Linked DNA regions of Mus musculus: region 1 is linked to region 2. Evidence: chromatin loops called from intact Hi-C (ENCODE). Cell type or tissue: heart. All regions are shown on one strand. Each heading gives the region's core, and the rest is flanking DNA. Links, peaks and the distances in the headings are about the cores only.

Region 1 (6,307 bases), core at 1,666-4,165, 49 kb after region 2:
TAGCCAGTTAGAAGCTGGGAAACACCAGGAAAGGAAAAATGGGTGTTAAGAAAGTGAAGGTTCCTTTGATTTTTCAGGAAGCAAGATCATGTTTAAAGTTACTGGACGAGCTGAAGAGATGGCTCAGAAGTTTAAGTACTTATTGGTCTTCAAAAGGACCAGTCATAATGGGCTGCTTACAACCATTTATAATCCCAGTTCCAGGGAATATGTTACCATCTTCAGGCTTCCTAGAGCGTCAGGCACGAGTATAGTGCACACACATACATGCAGACAAAACACTCATACACATAAAATAAAAATAAGTAAATCTGAAGTTTCTAGAAACCAGAGTAAGCTTGGAAATATAAAAGCTTATATGGGGCTGGAGATATGGCTCAGAAGTTAAAACACTTGCTGCTCTTGCAGAAGACTGGAGTTTAGTTAGTTCTAAGCAGCCACATTGTGGTTCAAAACTCCCTGTACTTCCATAGGCACCCTGCACCAGTGAGGTGCATATACACACATGTAGGCAGAGCAGTCATAGACATAAAAGGACTAAACAGGAGACCAGACAGAATGTAGAAAGAAGTAGAAGAAACCCTCTATAGTGACAGTGTGCTTGGTTCTGTGAGTACAACAAGAAATGACCTAAAGCTTCCAGGAGATCAGTGATGTTCAAAAAGTACAGTGCCAGCAGGGCGTGGTGGCTCACGCCTTTAATCCCAGCACTCGGGAGGCAGAGGCAGGTGAACTTCTAAGTTCGAGGCCAGCCTGGTCTACAAAGTGAGTTCCAGGACATCCAGGGCTGCACACAGAAACCTTGTCTTGAAAAACCAAAAACCAAACAACCAACCAACCAAACAAACAAAAACCCCAAAAAGTACAGTGCTTGAAGAAACCATGAAAGCACAATAGGAATGAGTGACAATACCCCTATATTGGTTTCCACCTTCCGGGCCTGGAATTCATTATGTAGACCAAGCTGGCCTTGAACTCATAGAAATATGCCTGCCTCTGTCTCTTCAGTGCTGGAATTAAAGTTTAATTTTTAGAATTGTTTTGACTACTAAAATCTTTTTCTTTTTAGAGACCAGCCTGGGCTACTTGAGATACTATCCCAAGAGGAAACTGGGGTGGGGGGTGGGGTGGAAGGGGGGAGAGAGGGGGAGAGAGAGAGAGAGACAGAGAGAGAGACAGACATTGAGAGACAGACAGAGAGACAGAGAGAGACAGAGAGACAGAGAGAACAGCTCTTTTGGAGAATTTTTATGTTCTTTAAATATCTAAGCAAAACTCTGTATGTGCATTTTCCTAAAAAGGTTTGCAAGTTTGGATGCTTCCTCAAAGTACCTAAAACAAGGTTTACATGGAGACAGTGCATTTGGAAGTGAAACCCCAGTGGCATAAGGGAGTGAGGAGAGAGCCAGTAACAGGTACTTTGGGTAATGGCTGAGTCCCACTGGAAATCTCAGACAGCCATGCTACTTCAAAAGTGACCCATGACTGGCAGAAGCAGTATCTGGGGAGCTCAAAAGTGGGCATGGGGGCTTGCATTTGGCCCTGTGGTGGGCATTTGGGAGGCACAGGAGGATCATGGGAAATTTGAGGCCAGCCTATGTACAGTGAATTCTAGGCTAGTCAGGGAGGGCTACACAGCAAACCTCTGTCTCAAACAATAACAGCAAACTCCAAAGAAACAAAAACTGAAACGCAGATGGATGTGGTGGCTCGGGCCTATGTCTACAGTACTCAGTGCTGAAGCAGATCGGCCATCTTGAGTTCAAGACCTGCATGAACTACAAAAAGAACTTCAGGACTGGGGCTTGGGAGGCTGAAGAAAAAGGGGGGGAATAAATGCAAATTTGGGTTAAGGACCTGCTTCATTACTTTCTTCAGGTGATCTCTGTGTGCTGGAAAATCCTGAGAAGTGTTACAATAAAACATACCTCCGGCTGGGCAGTGGTGGCACCCCTAATCCCAGCACTTGGGAGGCAGAGGCAGGTGGATTTCTGAGTTGGAGGCCAGCCTGGTCTACAGAGTGAGTTCCAGGACAGCCAGGGCTACACAGAGAAACCCTGTCTCAAAAAAACAAAACAAAACAGAAAAAAAACCCAAACAAACTCAAAAACATACCTCAGGCTGGGTGATAGGGGTGTATCCCTTTAAAACACACACACACACACACACACACACATGATATGTCAGGCACTGGCAGAGCCACTCAGGAGACAGCTTTATCAGGCTCCTTCCTGTCAGCAGGCACTTGTTGGCATCCACAGCAGTTTCTGGGTTTGGTGATTGTATATGGGATGGATCCCCAGATAAGTTGGTCTCTGGATGGTCATTTCTTCAGTCTCTACTCCACAGCATCCCTTTACCTTAACCCCAGCACTCTGGAGGCAGAGACAGGTAGATCTTTGAGTTCCAGACCAGCCTGGCCTATAGAGTGAGTTCCAGGACAGCCTGGGCTACACAGAGAAACCCTGTTCAAAACAACCTCCCCCGGAAACAAAAATCCCAGAAAGCAAATCACAACTAAACAACAACAACAATGAACCAACCAAATAACAACATACTTCAGAACTGGCCCTTCAAGAGTACAAAAATGGAGTATTTAGCCACTAAATCTTGCTCTGTTTGCTGATGTTACGTTGGTGCTCCTATAGAAAGAAAGGTAATAGAACATACTTGTACTCCAGAAATTCTAAATATAAAATTTCAGATTTTTTTTTCTGTTTTTGATTTCAAGACATGGTTTCTCTGTGCAGTCCTGGCTGTCCTGGGACTTGCTTTATAGACTAGGCTGGCCTTGAACTCTGTGATCCTCCTCCTTCTGCCTCCAAAGTGCTGGGATCAAAGGCATGCACTATCACACCCGGCAGAAAAGATGTATTTTAAAAGGTTTATTTTATTTTATGTGTGTGTGTGTGTGTTTGTATATGCAGCATGTTCATGCAGTGCCTGAGGTCAGAGGAGGGGTCAGATGCCCCTGAACTGGACTTATAGTTAGCTGGGAACTGAACTCAGATTGCAAAGGCAACTGTCGCATGCTGGGAAGTATGCTGACCTCTGCTGTTTCTTTTGTGTAGCGTATCCAGGCTCCAAGGCTCTCCTCTCATTAGGACTCATCTTAGAGTAGTGCTGTGTTCTTAGCCTAATCATTTGGCATATTGCTATAATTGTTGTATCTTATCAATTCTTGCTGATCTCCTTAAAAATAAAGTTAAACTTTAGTTACTTTGTGGTATTGAGGATCAAACTTAAGGTCTCATGGATGTTAAACAAGTGCTCTACCATAAGCTATACCACCAGCTCTATAAATTAAAACTATCATCCACATGCAAATATATAAAAAAAACATAGTATGTTCAGAGTTTGGCATTATCTGCAGTTTTAGGCATATGGGCAGGTTCAGATCATATTCCCTTACAGAGGAAGGAAAAAGAATCCTATGTTCAGATATTCTGAGACGGGAAGTGCTGTGAGCTTGTCCCAAAGATGGAATATGCTGAGGTAACATAGTTAAGGCACACACAGGTTTGGAAAGAGTTCTTAGTTCCCACCAGATTCTCAGGCTTGAAGGTTGTAGGATCTCCCTGCTAGAGGTTGAGAACTGTAGTCTTTATTCTGTTTTCTTGTGACAGGGTCATGTGTATCCCAGCTGGCCTTGAATTTTTGACCCTCCTGCTTCTATCTCTCAAGTGCTGATTGCAGGGATGCCTGCATCACTGATCTGTTCATGCTAGGGAGGAAAGCCAGGGCTTGTGCCTGTCAGCTCTACCCACTGAGCAACATTCCTTTTTTTTTCTTCAAAGATTTATTCATTTTATGTATAAGAGTACACACTTTAGTTGTACAGATGGTTGTGAGCCTTCATGTGATTGTTGGGAATTGAACTTAGGACCTCTGCTTGCTCAGGCCAACCCCACTTGCTCCGGCCAAAGATTTATTAGTATAAGTTCACTGTAGCTGTCTTCAAACGCACCAGAAGAAGGTATCAGATCTCATTATGGGTGGTTGTGAGCCACCTTGTGATTGCTGGGATTTGAACTCAGTACCTTTGGAAGAGCAGTCAGTGCTCTTACCCACTGAACCATCTCACCAGCCCCTGAGCAACATTCCTACACTCGCATATTGTTTTGGATGCAGGGTTCACACATTCTAGGTGACTTGCTCTGCCACACAGCTGAGTCCTCAGGCCCATCTATGGTCATCATTTATTAGTTCTTTTCAAAAAGTTGTACAATTATATTCACTTTCCTTTCCAAACACTTCTAAGATCCACCTCCTTCTCTACCCACCTTTGTCTTTTTTCATTTTTTTCTCTATCAAGGCCCCGTTATACTGCACAAATAATATTGGATGAGTGGCTTTCCACTAAGAAAACTGACTTCCCCTCTCCCAGAAGCTGACAAGGCCAGTAGCTCCTTAGTTAGGGGTGGGACTTTCTGTCAAACTCCACTCTGTGCTGGGATGTGGTCTAGCTTGGGCTAACACAGCCCGTCTGCATGCTGTCTTAACTACTATAAGTTTATTTGTGCAGCAGCCTCAATGTGTCCAGAAGACAGGGTTACTTTGTAGATATCCCCTGCCTCTGGCTTACACTTTTTATGCCTCCTCTTCTGAAATGATCCCTCAGCCTTCGGAAGAGGGAGTGTGTTCCTTTTAAAATAAAATTATGTGTACATGTCTATGCGTTGTTGTGAACTCAGACATGGTGGCACATACCCTTAACCTCCACATTAAGGAGACAGAGGCAGGTGTATCTTTTTATTTTTAATTTTTTTAATTAGGTATTTTCTTCATTTACATTTCCAATGCTACCCCAAAAGTCCCCCAAACCATCCCCCGACTCCCACTTCTTGGCCCTGGCATAGGCAGGTATATCTTTATGAGTTCTAGGTTAGCCTGGTTTATATTATTCCAGACCAACTAGGGCTACACATTGAGACCCTGTTCCAAAACAAAAACCACAAACAAACAAGCAAAAACCTAAAGGCTGGTGAGATGGTTTAGTGGATACAGGTGTCTGCTTTTAAGCCTGGTGACTTGAGTTCCATCCTTGGGGTCCACAGTGGAAAAAGAAACCTGACCTCTGCAGGTTGTCTATGTTACATCCCCAAGTAACTGCAATAGATTCTTCATTGATAAAAGTTTAACAAAAAAGAAAAAACAGAACATAAAATGAACAACTCATGTCTGAGTATGTAATAGATCAGCAACACCTCAATACAGTTCCTCATGTTGTGTGGCCCCCAACCATAACATTATTGTGTTGCTACTTCATAACTGTAATGGTGCTACTGTTATAAATTGTAATGTAGACATCTGATATGCAGGATATCTGATCTGTAAACCTGGAGAAAGGGTCACTTGATGATCTGTAAGCCTTAGGACCCACAGGTTGAGAACCTCTGCAATAGTGTGGTGCAGGGCTTCACTAGGGAAGACGCCTTAGGTTCCATTTCCTAGCATCATGAGAAAAGTGTTCTCTTCTTCAGTGTCTTCTGTCTGCCATCATTCATATATATATATATTCTCTTTTGAAGAGTCTGTGTATCTCTGGATAGACTGCAAGTCTTTTTTTTTTTTTTTTTTTCCTTTTTGGTTTTTCAAGACAGGGTTTCTCTGTGTAGCCTTGACTGTCCTGGAACTCACTCTGTAGACCAGACTGGCCTCAAACTCAGAAATCCGTGTGCCTCTGCCTTCCGAGTACTAGGATTAGAGGCATGCGCCACCACGCCTGGCTTGTGTGGAACAGGCTAGCACAGACCTTGTAGTGATTCTCCGGACTCTGCCACTACACCCATCCTACTATCTTTATTTTTACTGCAGTGTTGGGGATTGAATTTAAGCCCCAGATACATTACTCTGTTTTAAAATTCAGGAGTAGGAAGGTATGGGTGGTGCATGCCTTTAGTCTCAGCACTTGAGAGACAGAGGCAGGTGGATCTCTGAGTTCAAGGCCACTTTGATCTACAGAGTGAGTTCCAGGACAGCCAGAGCGACATAGTGAGACCTTGTCAACTCAAGAGAGTCCTTTCAGGTAAGAATTTGTGATTCTAGTGGGTTCTAGTACTCACTAGTTTTTATATTATACAAGACTAGCTTTTGTTATTCACCTAGCCCCTGCTGCCATTGAGTTAGCAATTTTAAAGGTCCCTCTTTTACAAATCACATAGCCAGAATATTACTCTCTGGCTCTCGGAGAGTGCTCATTCATTCGATACTATGGAGACAAAGTCTATGCTGCACAATATTGTACTTATTAGCAAGCTGCATGTGATTTCTGAGTTCATTAAACATTTCTGGTTGACTGAAATGT
Region 2 (6,307 bases), core at 1,602-4,101:
AAAAACAAACAAACAAAAAATAAAGCAGATACTGGGCCTCTGGATAGGACAAGGCTCTGCTGTGAAGGAAAGAAGATGTGGAGTAAAACTAATCTCATCCAAGAGATAGGAAGGTGGTCACAAACATAGAGACATCATAGTTCTCCCAAGCAGCTGACACTGCAGGCTTGTCTCGCTCAAGTGTGGAGGCTGTGCCAAGGCTCCAGAGCCTGGAAATGATATTCTAGAGGAGAGCAAGGGAGCCTTTAGATGGTTTTAACCTTCACAGTTATTTGGAAATCTAAATAAAGGTACAGTGACATCTTGTGTGGAAAAGGCATAATCTGAATTATCTTTTTTTTTTTTTTTGGTTTTTCGAGACAGGGTTTCTCTGTAGCCCTGGCTGTCCTGGAACTCACTCTGTAGACCAGGCTGGCCTTGAACTCAGAAATCCACCTGCCTCTGCCTCCCAAGTGCTGGGATTAAAGGTGTGCGTCACCACGCCCGGCTTCTGAATTATCTTTTGTTAGTGGAACAGGGTCTCTAGTAGCCAGGCTGGCCTCAAATTCACTGTACGTGGCAAACTATGATCTTGAATTCCTGATACTCCTGCCTCTGTCTTCTTAGCATTAGACTTACAGATATGCACTACAATCCCTGGCTATTTCCCTAATGTTTTGATTTTTCTTCTAGTAAATCATATGTTCAGCATAAATGGACAAATTCTTAGTGAAAGATTCCACCACCAAGACCCTGTTGTGCCAGCAGCATATGTAAGCAGGCCTCTGCTGCCACCCACTGTTCAAGTCACTTTCTGTGAGCTATTCTAGTAATCCCTCTCCACATTAATTGTGCTGGCCTGTGTGGGTGGTTTCAACATTTCCCATTCTACCTCCCAAGCACACGCTCCCCACTGCAGGCATATCCTGCTCTCAGCTCTCTTCCCCTTTACCCACACTGACCCCCAGTGTTAATTATACACCTACTGAAAGCACTTCTTCAGTTCTATTTAGAGTGAACAAGTCAGACCGTATCAAAGTAAAAGGAGGGTTGGGGTCCAGCTCAATGCTAGAGGGCTTGCTTAGCATACTCAAAGCTCTGACCATCACACAAAAAAGATGCAAATGCTTCTCATGGGTATGGTGGCTCTCTCTGATCACCACAAGTTTGAGGTCAGCCTAGGCTACAGAGTGAGACTCTAGTTTGTCTGATTAGTTGATTACTGCAGATGGGGAAAATCCTTTCAAAATGCTCTTATTGGGCTGAGTGTGTGACTAGGTAGAAAAATATCCTCCTGGTATGCAGAAAGCCCTGGGTTTAATCACAGCACAACCAAAACTCATCTTTTGTTGTCCGGCTCCCCATCAAAGGTACTCAGCTCAGGTGCTGATCCTCACGTTGGCTTACAGGCTATTTATAGCCTGGCTCCACTTTATGTGCTCAAGTTTTCTAAACTTCCCCACACCTCTGGAATAACAGGTGTATCCACCACACCCAGCCCCCCAACTGCTACTGACAACTTAAAGCAAAGTGAGCCCAATGCGCTAAGAAAGCAAGCAGTTTGATTTGGCAGCTGCGGGACAACCCAGCAACCCCTTTACCTGTCATTCTCGGGAATCTCTTCGACTTTCCCAAAGCCAGGGGTAGGCACTGGACAGTTCATGTGCGACGACTGGGCAATGCGAGGCTCGGGGACAGGAATGTCCCCATGAGAGGATGCATGTGCTTTCTCGGCATTCAGCCGAGCCAGTTCATGGTCACAGACGAAACACTCAAAGCCATTGAGGTAATTAGGCAACATGGGATCGTTGACTCCCCACTCCCTGTGCTCCAGGTTATCCAGAAGAAACTGGTTGGTGATGCCTCCAGGCTGCTTGTATGCCAGGTATTTCATATACTCGTCATCATTTTTGTCCAGAAAGTCAATAAACTCTGCCAACTTTTGAGGGGACTCAAAGTCATCAATTAGGATGACAGAGTGATTATTGGGCATCCAGTCCCTCACAGAGGGTGATCCACGATACACGGGCACAGCACCCAGATGCATGGGGCGCCACAGTTTTTCTGTCATGTAATCATTGCAGATGGCATTCTCCAGAGCTAAGTGGAACTTATACCGGGACAAAAAGGCCATGAGTTCTGGATCCTCGGTGGTGGCCGTGGCTGTGTCCTGTAATCGCACGGTGGGCGGCTCGCGGTTCTGCAGGCACTTGCCATAGGAATCCACCTAAGCGAGTCAGAGCACGGCGGTCAGCAGGGTGGGGCGTTCGCCCGGCCCACCCCCGCCCCGCCCCGCCCCGCCGCTCTCTCACCCACCGGGATGTAGCGCATGAGCTCGCGTACGTATCGGTCCCGGTCGGAAGGCACATCGCAATGGGACTGCAAATAGAGCAACGGCGCGTATCCGCGGCGACGCCACTCGGCGCGCTCCCGGGGCGGAGGCGCGGGCCGGCGCAAATAGGCGGCCCCGGGCAGCCACTGCAGCGGCAGCGGATAATCCGAGTGGCGGCTGAAAGTGGCGGTGAGATTGAAGAGACGGATGCCCGGGCCGTGGCTCAGTAGGAAGTTATTGAGCGGCGACTCCTCGTGCAGGAGCGCCCAGCTCTGGTGCGCCAGGCGCGGCAGGGGCGCATCAGCCGCGCGGAAGTCCGTGCCGTAAAAGAGCAACGCGCGCGTCCGCGGGTCGGCGCGCGCCCGTCGATCCCGGGACGCCACGCACGCGCCGTGCGCACACTGTATGCGCTCCGAGTCACCTGGGAAGTGCGGAAACAGACCTGGGCTCCACCACAGCAACACTGGTAGGTCCACCGCCTCTCTGTTCCCTGGAGGCGGGGACCCGGGCCCGCGCGCTATCCCCACGGCGCCTAGGGCGGCGGGAGGCCGGAAAACCGCGCCATCCCACGGCTCCTCCCTCTCTGCCTCCCCGGAAGCCTCGGACCCGGAGCTGCTGGCCGAACAGACACTGAGCACCCCCAGGGCGGCCAGCACCGCCTCGGTACAGCGAGCAGCCATGTCCACACCGGACCCCCTCGGACAGCACGAAACCCCGCCCTGCGGCGGGTGGGGAGTGGACTAGGTCCTACGCCATAGGGGCACGCGGCGCATGCGTAACTCCTCTCAGCTGCAGGCAGGGTGGGGAAAAGTCGCGAGTAATGAGAGGGATACTGGTTACATCTTATTTTATTTCTTTACAAATTAAAGATGCATTGAAAAATAAACCAATGAAAAGAAATGAAAGGTCCATAGCAGGGGCATCCTGGGCTGGGAGCAGGCAGGCCTGACCACGGTCATTCCTAGCCCTTGTCCTGCCCAGCCAACTGGAGTTGGAAGATAACTTGTCAGCCACTCAGTCAATACCAAAGCCCAGTAACGTCCTGGCACCGGAAGACAGGGCTCCAGCCATATCTGCCTCTCCCCAACAACGTTTCTGGTGGAAGCTGAGTGGGATGTGGGCTGGCTCTGTGAGGTATTGCAAGTTGACCATCAGGCGCTCTACAGAACCATCCAGGATTGGGGCTTCTCCATCTGGAAAGGAGGCTGCTACTTCCCCAAGGTGTTAATATGTTTTGCAATTCTTACCCCAGGCTCATTCATCCACGAAGTGCTCACCAATCATTGCAGGGGAGAGAGAGCACGCGCAGTGGAAGTAGAGAGATTAGTCATCCATCCTCGGTAACTATGACTTTGCTACTGACCATCAGGCACCCAAAGGACCAACTATTTTACTCTCCACCACCTACGGCCTGTACCCCAGCTCTTGTGCACCTGTATATTTTGTCCCTAATATAGGAAGTTGTTGATGACACGGAGCTGAATTTGCCACCTCCTGTAATAACCCTGGGATTCCCACTTCTTCCTGCCTGCCCTTCCTCTTGGAGGCTCATCCAAAGGGACACACTGTTGCCAGGGCCCAGCTGCCTCCAAACCCCCAACACCGAATCATATACAGTGAACTGAGAAACTACATTCATTACAAGAGGATTAGCAGGAGAAAGGGTAGAGTAAGGGGCCTGAGGCACCTTCGATCAGCAGGACATGACAGAGTGGTAGTGTATTTGAGCCCAGAAAGACGGTGTCTCCTTATATCTCGCCCTCCCCCCAAAAGAAGTCAACTGAGGTCAGCTTACATGACTTATACGATATGGAACTGTCCCAATTTCTCTGTCATCCTGGGGTTCTTCCTGGAAGCTGGCCTGGGACCCTATGCCATTTACCCACTTGCTTTAGCTCAGTAGCTGCCGGATCTCCTTGTGCATATGACAGAGAAAGTCCACATAGGATGCACCTCCACTTAGGCTCTTGTCTTCCACCAGGAAGTGCTTGAACAGCATCTCCAGCTTGTCTTCCTGCTTGACCACGATAAGCTACAGGCAGAAGGCAGATGGTAAGGAAGGGCAAATGGTAAGGAAGAACGCATACACGCGTATGCTCCCTCCCCAGCTTCCTTCCTGATGACCTGACAAGAAATCCAGGACTCAGAGCAGGGCTACTGCGCTGAGCATAAGAGTACTTGTCTGGAGCTGGAGAGATGATGGCTCAGTGGGTAAGAGCACTGACTGCTCTTCCGAAGGTCCTGAGTTCAAATCCTAGCAACCACATGGTGGCTCACCACCATCCTTAATGAGAGCTGATGCCCTCTTCTGGTGTGTCTGAAGACAGCTACAGTGTACTTACATATAATTAATAAATAAATCTTTTTAAAAAAAAAAAAGAGTACTTGTCTGGCACAGAAGGTTCAATATCCAGCCCCACCACTGTGAAACATAGAACATCTGTGTTACCTTCATGTACCGCATTCTCTGTGCCCGTAAGCTATCGATGAGACCTCGAACTTTCTTAGACAGTGGATTATCCAGAACTGGCAGAACACTCTGGAACAAAAATGTATTCATTACTATGATAAAGTACTTTTAAGTCCATCCAAAGGGAACAACACAGATTTAGCTATCATCTGAAATAAGAAAACCAGAAAAACAGTGATAGCCGCTTCCCTCACCTAAGTGTTCTCTGATACATAATAAAGGGACCAGCATGACACTGACCCACTGTCAAATCACCAGAGTATTTCCCATACCCATCTCATCCTTGACACCCTGTTCTCACCAAGCCGCTGGTGATCTGACTGAAGGAGGACACGTTGAAAAGGCTCTGGACAACACCTTGTTGGACGCTTGCTCCCACCCAGACAAAGAGGTTGAGCCCATTTTCCAGCAAATATATATCGCCACTGCTTAGGCGCTCTTCAGAGGCTCGAACTGCTGGTGGTTCAGCGGTACTATCAAGGGGAGACTTTGTCTAGACAAAAGAAGAAAAAAACATCACCAAGAACAACATACTCCTTTATACACACAAACTAAGAAAGCTAAGTCTCTAGATAGTCATATGCAATGTACGTAAAAACAAATTTCTTAGTGTAAAGTAATCCACCCCCTCCTTCTTGGAGGCCCTGTGCTCAGTACAGTGTCTCACACTCTGATCCTCACTCGCACCAGTGGTAGGAGCCGAGGGTAGAAGAAGACATTGGTCTCAGCCACATCCATGGAGGAAACCAGCTGCCGAACATAGGCACGATCATCAGTAGTGACCTCAGCTCCAGGCTGCAGAACATCACTCTTCAACACACAGTTCAGGTAAACTGGGAGGAGCTTCATGCACTCAGGAAGAATCAACTGAGGGATTTATGGAAATAAAGTCAATGGTCATGAGAAGTCCTTCTAAAATGCAAAGTTTTGTTGAATCAATCGACACAGTTCACCCTGTAGTCAGTCTCCCTGCACCCCTTCCCTCTAAAAGCCACAGTAAAAACAAGGACGACAGTGACAATGACATAGCAGGTAGCACACAGAGTGCCTTATATATAATTATTTCATTCTGTAGATAAATCCTAGTTAGTAACATCCTTGCCCCACCTGTCCTGCAGAAGAAGGGCTGGCACAGTTCTTTCTATAACAGGCCAGGATCTGGGCACACTGGGTGATGAGAGTGTCACGGACAGTCTTCACAGGACTATTCAGAACAGCCCGGTATGCTGCATGGGAAGACGAGTCAGCAGTCATGGGTCTGCTTCCCATCACATGCATCTCCAACCAGCACACCTCCCCACGAGTGCTGAACTCTTAGCCATCCTGGACCTTCTCTCAGCCCCACTTCCACCTTGCCCTGCTTCTACTCTCACCAAACTTGGCCATGTAGTTGATGAGCGTGTCAGTCTCACAGTTTCGATACAGATCAGCCAGCTGGGTGCAGCAGTTTAGGGCCAAGTTGTGGATGCGGAGCCGACGCTGCCCTGCACAGCTGGTATAAAGCAGGGCACACTAGGGAAAGGGAG

What was found. A loop is a pair of places that touch in the nucleus more often than their neighbours do. Peaks named below come from ENCODE experiments on the same cell type or tissue, not always from the same donor. Only the 100,000 strongest peaks of a DNase experiment are listed, where the experiment ranks them.
Region 1: it touches region 2 in a loop (2.5-fold over the local background); 1 of 42 quality-filtered maps calls a loop at or near these places.

What each region holds. Positions count from the first base shown.
Region 1 is chr14:20,642,481-20,648,787 of GRCm38, reverse strand. It overlaps a transcript of Usp54 not described here. Among named protein-coding and RNA genes, the nearest start is that of Myoz1, 11 kb to the left of the region's middle. In heart, for the core only: a CTCF peak has its summit at 3,070 (motif pointing left); no DNase peak of the experiment used is centred there.
Region 2 is chr14:20,691,687-20,697,993 of GRCm38, reverse strand. Sec24c (Sec24 related gene family, member C (S. cerevisiae)) reads right to left here. Exons shown (of 23, transcript NM_172596.2): 18 at 6,155-6,293; 19 at 5,889-6,007; 20 at 5,469-5,648; 21 at 5,083-5,274; 22 at 4,761-4,850; 23 at 3,144-4,343. The coding sequence ends at 4,203. Fut11 (fucosyltransferase 11) reads right to left here and starts at 3,026. Exons shown (of 3, transcript NM_028428.2): 1 at 2,296-3,026; 2 at 1,581-2,206. The coding sequence starts at 2,991. In heart, for the core only: no CTCF peak of the experiment used is centred there; DNase peaks (open chromatin) are centred at 1,643, 2,333, 2,743 and 3,033; H3K4me3 peaks cover 2,391 bases; H3K27ac peaks cover 1,992 bases.